Regions from separate parts of the Homo sapiens genome. Here region 1 is linked to region 2. Evidence: read pairs that join two places in POLR2A ChIA-PET (ENCODE). Cell type or tissue: HepG2. All regions are shown on one strand. Links, peaks and the distances in the headings refer to the core of each region. The heading gives the core; the rest is flanking DNA. Region 1 holds the start of LOC124903214 (a long non-coding RNA gene). Region 2 overlaps MCF2L (MCF.2 cell line derived transforming sequence like).

What was found. Peaks named below come from ENCODE experiments on the same cell type or tissue, not always from the same donor. Only the 100,000 strongest peaks of a DNase experiment are listed, where the experiment ranks them.
Region 1: POLR2A ChIA-PET joins it to region 2 with 5 read pairs; 1 of 35 experiments calls an interaction of 5 or more read pairs at or near these places.

What each region holds. Positions count from the first base shown.
Region 1 is chr13:112,926,211-112,931,578 of GRCh38, reverse strand. LOC124903214 (a long non-coding RNA gene) reads left to right here and starts at 227. Exons shown (of 2, transcript XR_007063877.1): 1 at 227-519; 2 at 1,631-5,368. It also overlaps a transcript of MCF2L not described here. RefSeq lists an enhancer at 1,396-2,238. In HepG2, for the core only: a CTCF peak has its summit at 450; DNase peaks (open chromatin) are centred at 478 and 2,498; H3K4me3 peaks cover 1,325 bases.
Region 2 is chr13:112,983,083-112,988,450 of GRCh38, reverse strand. All of the region lies in intron 1 of MCF2L (MCF.2 cell line derived transforming sequence like), which reads right to left. Among named protein-coding and RNA genes, the nearest start is that of MCF2L, 17 kb to the right of the region's middle. RefSeq lists an enhancer at 1,925-2,922. In HepG2, for the core only: no CTCF peak of the experiment used is centred there; DNase peaks (open chromatin) are centred at 3,180 and 4,810; H3K4me3 peaks cover 1,494 bases.

The DNA of each region.
Region 1 (5,368 bases), core at 83-5,082, 57 kb after region 2:
GAGGCAGGCGTGTGCTATGGGATGTGCACAGTATTTCTGTATGTCGCCACCTGTATCTGCACTAAGCTAAGCGTCAGTTCACACTGACGCCGCACACCTGCTCTGTTACAACACGGGTGTAGCCTCTCCTGGAACAGTGAGAAAGCAGCTCCCATCCGCAGACAGCTGCTCACCTAATCGCTCAGTTTCAGCTTCCGGCAGAGCAGCGTCAGCACTGCCGACCTGTATCTACGGGAAACGACGTAATTAAGTGGAGCCTGGGGCGTTTGTGTGGCTTCTTTTGCCTCTAGTCTCACAGACCCCACTCCTGCCCAGAGTCACGCAGGTCAGCACCCTGTTCCTCTTCTTCCGTGAGGCGGTTTCATGCATCTTCAGCACAGGTTGGCTCTCTGCCTCCTGTGCAGGCAGGAGAAAGGGATGTGGAAACACAGAGTGCCACTCCCTCCCCACTGGGAGGCCCCAGAAGACACAGCCAGGACTCTGAACCTCTGTTTGTCATCTGCACGCTGAACCGCTCAGGTGAGAGGCGCGTCCTGGCTCTAACACGCTCCAGTAAAGCTGGCTTGTGTCTCCTGGTTCCTGCATTCCTTCCGGGGACCCCTCTGACCTCCGAAATGATTTTTACTATTTATTTATTTATTTGAGACGGAGTCTCACTCTGTCACCCAGGCTGGAGTGCAATGGCGTGATCTTGGCTCACTCCAACCCCTGCCTCCTGGGTTCAAGCAATTCTCTTGCCTCAGCCTCCTGAGTAGCTGGGATTACAGGCACGCTCCACCATGCCTGGCTAATTTTTGTATTTTTAGTAGAGATGGGGCTTCACCATGTTGGCCAGGCTGGTCTCGAACTCCTGACCTCAAGTGATCTGCCCTCCTCAGCCTCCCACAGTGCTGGGATTATAGGCATGTCCTAAATAATTTTTAAATTTGCAGGTATTAAGATTTACTCTGTGCTGTGCATCTGTATGGGTTTTGACAAATACATGATATCATATACAGTAGTTTCACTGCCCTAAAATCCCCAGAGCTCCACCTACTCACCCCTCTCTCCTCTCAGCAACTATGGATTTTGTCACTGTCTCCATAGTTTTGCCTTTTCCAGAATATCACAGAGTTGGAATCATACAGTCTGTGGCCTTTTCAGATTGGCTTCTTCCTCTTGGCAATAAGCATCTAAGTTTCCTCTATGTCTCTTCATGACTTAGCCCATTTCTTTTCACTGCTGAGTAATATTCCATCATCTGCATGGACCACAGTTTGTTTATTCATCTACTGAATGACATACTGGTTGCTTCCAGGTTTTAGTGCTTGTGAATAAAGCTCCTATAAACACTTATGTGCAGGTTTTTGTATGGACATGTTTTCAACTAGTTTGGGTAAACACCAAGAAGCAAGATCACTGGACTGTATGGTAAGAGTGCATTTAGCTTTGGAAGTAACGGCCATACTGTCTTCCCCACTCCCTCCGCTCCATCCCAGTGAACGAGAGCTCCCCATGCCCTGTGTCCTCGCCAGTACCAGGCGTTGTGAGGTTTTGTGGAAGCCGATGCTCTAACAGGTGTGTAGGGGCATATGTAACTCTCTAATGACAAATGATTCTGAGCATCTTTTCTGGCACTGGTTTTTATTAGAGCGTTATCCCAGCAACGGCTTTCAATGACAAATGGGAAGAATGAACGTCACAAAACAGGGGTCATCTGGGAAAGAAAGGATCGCCACAAACGGAAGAAAACAACAAGCAGCCAACTGCTAACTCAGCCACAGTGACCGTCCCAAGTCACTTCCCGAGCCTGTGGTCACTCCGCCATCCCGACCATGCAGTCCGTGATGCAGGCGTCATCATCTGCTTTCTGCAGAAGAGGAACCCGAGGCCGGAGGTTCTGGGCAGGGTGCTCAGGATGCTGTGGCCAGCGGTAAGGGGCCAGGGTCTGGAGCTCCACCCACCTGGTGATTCTGACACCTGCTGTGGAGGGGCCTGAGGGCAGGGGCAGACTCCATGCACTTCACAGATTTCATCAGGAGTGTGAAGAGTTAACCTGGAAATGAGTTTCAAATGAACTCCCTGTTGTTTTTCCCAAGTGGTTTTACTAATGCATTTAAGAGAAGGCGGAAAGGGCAGGCTCCCATCCCGATAAAAGATAAATGGCTTTATCCCATTTCCTGGCCTATAAGTGGCAGTGTGCCAAGAAGACCAAACTGCTGACAGCGTCCTGCAGCCACGAAGTTGAACAAACCGCAGCGTTGCTGCAGCCGCGCAGGAATCGGGGAAAGAGATTCACATTAAGGACAACCACGAATCCAGGAATAAAGAGCAAACACCCCTTTGAAGAGGGAGACCCAGTGGCCATTTATGGAACCAATATAAAACTGATCAGGTAAGTCCCTGATTTCTCCATGGCAGGAAAAGGCAAAATGAGCCAACAGCTGGAGCTCCCTGTGCAGGCAGGAGAAAGGGATGTGGAAACACCGAGTGCCACTCCCTCCCCGCTGGGAGGCCCCAGAAGACACAGCCAGGAGGACTCTGAACCTCTGTTTGTCATCTGCACGCTGAGTAGCTCAGGTGAGAGGCACGTCCTGGCTCTAACATGCTCCAGTAAAGGCTGGCTTGTGTCTCCTGGTTCTGTGTCCACAGGTGCCAGCCACAGACAGCCCCACTGCAGATGCCACAGACTGTCAGCTGGGAGGAGGCGCAGACCTCCATCCATGTATGTGGCCAGAAAAGGCCCTCGGCCGGGAAGTCCTCTCAAGGAGGGTCTGAGGAGCACGCACATCCCTCTCCCCTGCAGGGAAGCGTCAGAGCTGCTGGAGACTGTTTTTAAAAAACATATGGTCCTTTCCCCGTGCCAAGACCACATGCGTTTTACATGTGTCTCTTAGTCCTGTGTGTGTCCCATACAACAGGCAAAGTAAAGTTTCAGAGTGCACACTCCAGCTATTCACAGACACTAGCGATGCCAATGCTCCTATAAAACAAATACTAGGAGTAGACAGTCATCATGACTTTTTTGGGGGTGAAGGGAGGAAAAAAGCACCATATTTATTTGAAAGATATGGACATAGTTCCTTTCCATTTAGATAGCATCTTTGCAAGTACAGTAACGGCTGGCATGGCTAGACAGAAATAGGCTCTGTGCACATTTCCAAGGATTATAACGAGGCACATTCACGCAGAGAATTAATTATGACTGTGAGGAAAAAAGACCACAGCAGTGCTTAGAAGACTGAGGAATCAAGCAGGTAGGGCAGTGTCTGCCATGCAACTTACATTATAAAAAGTTTTCTTTAAATCATAGAAATTTCAAACGAGTGCAAAAACATCAGAAACGGTGCAATGACTGCAACAACGTTGGTGCACGGCCGGCCGCGTTTCACCCGCATCCCCAGCAACGGCTGCCCACCACCATCAATCCAAGGCAAACCCCAGACAGCACAGAACTGTTAACACGTGCAGAGTTCAGTAAACATTCCTAAAAGGTAATGACTTTTTATACACATAAACACAATACAATCAATTCCACAGCCACAATACAATTAATAATTATTCAGAATTAAATATCTAGCCAGTGTTAACGTTTCTCCTGTTATTTTTCTCTGTGTTTTCTAGACACATTTTGTTTGAACTAGGATCAAAATCTTATCCAGTCCATAGCCTGCAATTGGCTGCTATTTCCTGAGTCTCTTTTGATAGACAGGTTTTCTTGCTGATTCTCTTTTCTTTGTATTTTTGTTGTTGTTGTTGGAGAAACCAGGTCATTTGTCATGTAGAGCTTCACATGAGGTGGGTTTTGTCGATTACGCCCCCTTGGAGGTGTTTATCATGTGCCTCTGTCCCCGGTATTTCCTATAAATTGACAGTTACATCTAGGTGCCTGGTCAGATTCTGGTTCAGCTTTTACTTTTACTTTTTTGGCAAGAGCAGTTCACCAAGGGAGGTGCTAATGTCCAACTCGCCTTCTGTGATGCCAGCAGCTTCCTGATCAGAGGCTGTGGAATTGACTGTATTGTGTTGATGTTTTATAAAGAGTCATTCATTACCTTTTAGTCTTGCACTTGCTGGTAGAACAAGATGTTGTAGGCTCGTTGGAAACATTTTTCCCCAGACCCGGTCATTTATCCAAAGACCTCCAGATCTTCTCAGTGGGAATGACATGAGGAGACCACAACTGGGCTCTCTGTGTTCAGTTTTTTCCATGGACAGGTCTAGAAACCATGTATTTTACGATAAAAGACACTGGACTTATACAGATGCTTCCAGTTCAACATCAAGACTAGAAGACTATTAAAAAATTGCAAATAACTCTATTTCTGCCAGAGTACTTTTGGGACAGATTCCTAGAAGTGGAATTGCTGGTCAAAGGGCAAACGTGTCTATGACCTCGCTAGATACTGCCAAGTTCACATGATGAGGTCATGCCATTTGCCGCAGCCATGCCACGGGAGAGTTCAGCCCTCCCCACTTCTCCAGCTAAACTTCTGATTAGCAAGAGGCAGTATGCCAGTGTGCTTTTAATTCATATTTCTCTGTAAGTGTGATTTAGCATCTTTTTTCTTTTAAATTGACAAAAACTGTATTTATAGCACACTACATGATGGTCTGAAGTATGTATGCACAGTGGAAAGGCTAAATCGAGCTAATTAGCACATGTCTTAACTCATATGCTTATTTCTTAGTGGTGGGAACACTTAAATCTACTCTTAGCAATTTCAGAAATTCATTATAGTCACCATACTGTACAATAATCCCTGACCAACATCTTCCCAGCACATCCCACCCCGCCCCCTGCCCCAGGCGACCGCCACTCTGCTCCTATGAGTTCCCCTTTCTGCGAGTACACATGTAAGTGAGAACATGCAGGATTTGTCTTTTTGTGCCTGGCTTATTTCACTTAACAGAATGTCCTTTGGGTTCATATATGTTGTCACAAATGATACGGTTTCATCCTTTTCCAAGGCTATACAGCACTCCACTGTGTGTATATAGATGAAGCCACACAGCACTCTGCTGTGCATATCGACCAGGTGGCACAGCACCCCCCTGTGCATGTAGACCAGGCCGTACAGTACTCCGCTGTGCATGTAGACCAGGCCGTGCAGCACTCCGCTGTGTATATAGACCAGGCCGTACAGTACTCCGCTGTGTATAGAAACCAGGCCGTACTGCACTCCGCTGTATATGTAGACCAGGCCGTACTGCACTCCACTGTGTATGTAGACCAGGCCGTGCAGCACTCCGTTGTGTATGTAGACCAGGCCGTACTGCACTCCGCTGTGTACGTAGACCAGGCCATGCAGCACTCCGCTGTGTATATAGACCAGGCCATAGTGCACTCCGCTGTGTATATAGATTAGGCCGTACAGTACTCCACTGT
Region 2 (5,368 bases), core at 307-5,306:
AAAACGCACCACACCCGTGCACCCACAGGCACCAGCTCCGCAGGGAAAGGTTCACGTGCCCGGGCCCTGCTCCCCACACCGGGCAGGTGCTGGCCTTCTCCACGACTTTCCTTTCCACTATTTTAGAAATACATTCTTATCATGGCAGGGCTGTACCCCAAAGGTGCTTAACAACCTTTTTGGCTCACCATGTAGAATTAAAAAAAAAAAACACAGTAGACGAGGACCACAGAGAGCATCATGCATCCCGGGCAGAGGCAGCTGCACCACCACACACGGTGTGTACATGTGCGCTGCCACAGATGCCGTCGACTTCCCTCTGAATCGGTGCAAACTCCTGGTCTCAGCCCCAAGACGAGTGGCATGTGCACCTCCAGAAGGAGGCCTCCTCGCCCCGCAGCCTGACCCTGTGACTCTCTTCTAAACACACTGTTTATTCAGAGCAATCTTCTGATGCCCAGCCCTTTTCCCCTTCTCTGAAGAACAAAAATATAGAGCAGGATTCCAAGTAACTGTGACAATGGGTGTGTGTTGCTTGGATGAGGCTGTCCCCTTGTGGGCTGGGCAGGGTCAGTTCTGGTCATTTCTCACAGGTCCGCTGTGACGAGGGGGACAATCCCATCACTGTCCGCCCACAGCGATGGTGCTCATGGGTACTTCCCACACCCCTGCCAGACTTCACACTTTCCAGACACACACTGGCCCCTTCCAGGCCCTGGACAGGGATGAGAGGCCGGATGGGGGCGAGGGAGCCCAACGCCCAACCCTCTCACCACCGTGCAAAGACCAGCAAGCCACAGTATGGAGGACTTCCCTTTCCTCTGCCACTACCATGGAAGTGAAAACGTTGCATGCAGCGCAGGCCGAGACCTCACACCCGGCCTCCTCCTTAGTCTGCCAGACCGTTTTGGGCAGAGCAGCTAAAATCTCTGAACTCCAGGACTCAACTGTGCGGCTGCAGAAGGCCAACTCTGCTTCCCCTGCTGGGCCTCTCCGACTTGGTTTTAATTTGTCTGAGGAAGGGAGTGTGAGCAGTGAGTGAAAAGCAAGAGAGGAAAAAGACCAATGGGTGCTGGTGCTGACCTTGTGCTGGGTGGATCAGGGGGCAGACAACGAGCCCTGGGCTGCGTCCACAAGGTGTGCTCCAGGCGCACGCCACCCTCTGCGTGGCTGCAGACAACAGCGTTTCGGGAAAGCGCTGGAAGGGGCAGGTGGAGGGAGATGCCTTCTGGGACCCCATCCAATCTGAACCTGAACAAGCTGCAGAGACCCTGCGGCCCGTGCTGTCTGCGGCCCTGCAGCCGGGTGAAGGAATGGCTTCAGGGAAAGGCAGCTCCACTGAGTGAGTTCACCGGGTGCCATCTGTGTAAAAGGACCCACCGAGATGGAAATGCGGCAGCCCAGGGTGGCTGTGGCCCCGCGACCTCATGTGCTCCAGCTCCGACACTGGCTCCGAGTCCCACCTGAAACCTCCCCGGAGCCTTGGGCAGGACGCCAGCTTGTTTTCTTATCAAATCTAACTGCATATTGGCCAAAAGTGGCTCCTGCCACCCTTGAGGCATCCCCACAGTCCTGAGAGAACCCTAGACGGCCCTGGCAGAGTGCAGCGTACGCGCCACTGTTGGGGGAGCCCCCACGGTCTGTGAGGCAGGCAGGGGAGTGAGGGCGCAGTGCAGACCCGGCTGCAGGACTGAGGCCCCGTGGGCAGGGTTGGCACCCTCGGCCCAGTGTCCACCCACAGGCAGGCAGGCCCGCCCAGCAGACCCTCCGATGGGGCTTCCCTCCCTCAGGGGGTCCCCAGTGTCACAGAGAGGTTTGCGTGGCTCTTGCGTTTCTGTCCTAACCAGGGGGCCCAGGGGACCGCCTGTCCTCAGAGACACCCCGTGGTCTCCCGGGAGCACCGCCACTGTCTTAAACACCCCTGTGCGGTGGGTCCTCCGAGGGCAGTGGGACCGTGGGGAGGTGGGAGGTTTGGGGGAAGCCCAGGTGTGAATGGGGCGGTGGTGGTGCTGACGTCTACTGCTGTGTCCTCCCACACCGTTCGTGGGACGCTCTGACAACCCTGTGATGCGCATTTCTCTCCGTGACTTCCTGACTCTCCTCATCTGCAGAACGGGTGAGTTCAGAAGAGAGTGGATGCAGTTTTATAAACAGCAAAGCTGCAACTCTGAGGACAAGGACTCAGCACTCTGGGCCCCGGGAAAGCGCCACATGGCATCCGGCCGCGGCCCCATCCTCACAGAGACTGTGTCTTCACAGGCAGGATCAGACCCCGACCGCAGGTCATGCCAGGCAGACACACAGATGGCATTCAGCCAGTGAAGGGGCGAGCCCTTGTTCCAGGGCATTTTCTGGATTTCGAGGTGGAATGAAGGAAATGCCTTCTGAGGCAGGAGACCTGCTCAGCCCCACGCACGGCCCTGGGGGCTCACTGACCACGGGACGGGAAGAGGAAGAGTGGCCGGGGCTCACAGCTCCCTGCACGGCTGACCGTGGGAAGCTCTGCATAAACCGGGCTTCGGTGTGCCGGGGCCGATCCTCAGGCACGTCACCGGGTGTCCCATGGTCAAGGGGACCAGCAAAGTGTTCGGTCACGGCCTTGTCTCTGTCCTGCACCTGCAGCCATGGCCCCGGGACATCAGAGCTCTCAAGACGCGGGGCAGCCTGGTGCAGGCTGAGCCCCCAGCTGTTTGCACAGTTTGTGAGGCTCAGGCTTGCCAGACAAAAGGAGGTTATTTGCTTTTGGTAACTGTGACATAAATTAGGATCAGATGATAACTTTAGGGTGAAAAGCTCATTTGCTTCTCATCCCCACTCCCTGAGCTACTGCAAATTCCACAGGGGACACAGACTGCCCTGTGGAGCACGGGGCATCCACAGAGGGCACCTCCATGCTGCCTCACCCAGAGGCCGCCTCGACTGCTCCGAGCACACCACCTGCGAGGGACTCACAGGGGACGAGGAGACTCACCCTCAGCCACGGACAGCAGCCAGGAGCACCACTCAGAATACAGGTAGTAGCTTTTCATTTCCGCCACGGAAATCCGGACAGCCTTTCCGTCCCCCATGGCGAGGATCAGCTGCCGGGGAGGACGCGCGCTGCCCTGGGCTCGCCACAACCCTCTCCTTGTAACAGGACCTTTCTATGCTGAACTTTGTCCCCTAAAATCTGCATGAGGGACCAGCTGGCTTTTTACTTTCATTTCACCCACTACCTGGGACAGAGTACGCCAGGCAATTACCCTCCTGGAGGCCGATTCCTGCTCCGCCCTGATGTTTACATGCAGGTCCAGGCGACACACCGTGCCCGCCCGAGAGGAACTTGAGGAAAAAGGAACAAGCCTGAGCTATTCTTGCCTTGGGTCCAGGCACAAGGGACCCCGCTGGGGGCATGGCCTCCCTTGCTTTAAACAGGCAGCCGGAAGATGAAACGCAGCAGGTCTTCCGCTGTGCCTGGGGAGCAGCATATTCCTGGGGAGGCTGAGCCAGAGAGTCCTGTCGGGGGTGACTGCTTGCCAGTCTTCCTCCATCTGATCACGGCCCCAAATGCTGACACCACTGGCAATTGGAGGGATGGACAGAAGCAGAGCGGCCTCTGAAGGAGGATGAGCTGCACAGAGACACCGGGACCTGCATCCTGACGCCCTCTCCCCTTCCAGCTTTCCTTCGAGGGAGTCAAGTGTGATTGCTGAGGGATTGGTTCCTCCCAGAAGAACAGCTTTTGTTTGTGCACAGTCTTAGATCCACACGTTTTCCTTTTTGCACGCGCTACTAGGAAGCTTAAAGGGGAATTCCGCTGAGATCACTCACCCTGGGTGCCTCAAATGTATTTATCTGCTTCTTATGGTGAATCCTGATTCTGTTTGAAACTTCCTGTGCCAATCTCAAACACGTTTTATGAAGAGAATTTCTAGGCCGGGCGCAATGGCTCATGCCTGTAATCCCAGCACTTTGGGAGGCTGAGGCGGGCGGATCACATAAGGTCAGAAGTTTGAGACCAGCCTGGCCAACATGGCGAAACTCCATCTCTACTAAAAATACCAAAAAAATTAGCCAGGTGCGGTGGCACATACCCGTAATTCCAGCTACTCGGGAGGCTGAGGCAGGAGAATCGCTTGAACCCAGGAGGCAGGGTTGCAGTGAGCCAAGATCACACCATTGCACTCCAGCCTGGGTGACAGAGCGAGACTCCATCTCAAAAAAAAAAAAAGGAGAATTTCTAAATTCTAAGTAAAACAATCTGTTTTTCTTGGCTTAATTGGAACTCAGCTCCAAATACCCCAGGGCAGGGCAGCACAGGTGGACCCTGGGAGATCCGGCACCCGGCGAGGGTGCTGCTGCCTCTGAAGTATGGTGGTATCTCTGCCACCATGCCATGCAGGACAGAGGGGAGATGGACAACCCTGGCACCGGCCCCAACCTCCACTCAGTAAACAGACAACATCCACTCTTGGTTATCAGAAAATCTCCACCTGCAGCTACATTTTCTCCCAGCACCGTCTCCTCCGGGCAGAGGAGGCTCCTCCTCCATGTGAGTGGAAGTCCACCTGCCTCCTAACCCAAAGGGGCTCTTTTCAGTGCTCAACCCAAGGAAAACAGCTGCAGCACGGGGAGAGGTCTGTCCACAGAGATGCAGAAGCCAGCCTGACCCAGACACACAGGTGGACGGGTGGAGGAGGAGGAAGCCAGGCAGAAGGGAAGGCCCAGGAGGCTGCAGACACCACGCTTCCCCGGGGCCACAGTGCGTCAGAGCACTGAAGTGTCCGTCACCGCCTCACATCCTGATGACCAAGGGCAGAGCCAGCGAGATAAGGCAGGGGACAGAGCTGTAAAGAGGCCACAGGCATCTGACGCTCCTCCCGGCTCCCTGTCTCCGCCTACGGCTCTGCCGTGCCCAGCACCACGGGCTTTGGAGATGGGAACCTGCAGCGTGGCGGGCCTCAGACGTCGGGTGCCGCATTTACAGAGCTTGACTTAAGCCCCGCTGCCCCTCGAGGTGCAGGGCAATGCCTGGAGAAGGCCACCTGCCGGATAGAAGGGAGGAGGCTCATCCTGCAATTGTGAGGTCCGGCCTGGGTTTCCGCAGTGCCACTGGGCACACTCCCCAGCAGATGGGAAGCCAAAGACATGTTAACTTTTTTATTCTCACGACACAGAACTAACTTCTAGGAGTTTCTGGTGAAAAATCCCATGGTGAATCTTACTGGAGCTTCCCGTCCCTACCCAGCTGCCATGAACCTGCAACCTAGACCTGTGTGAGGGGCTCTGCTACCCCCTCACCTCCAACAAACCCTGAGGCACCTGCTGAGTGCTGCGTCCCTGCCACAGCCCGTGGGCCGCACCTGAACCTCACCTCAGGCCTTGCACT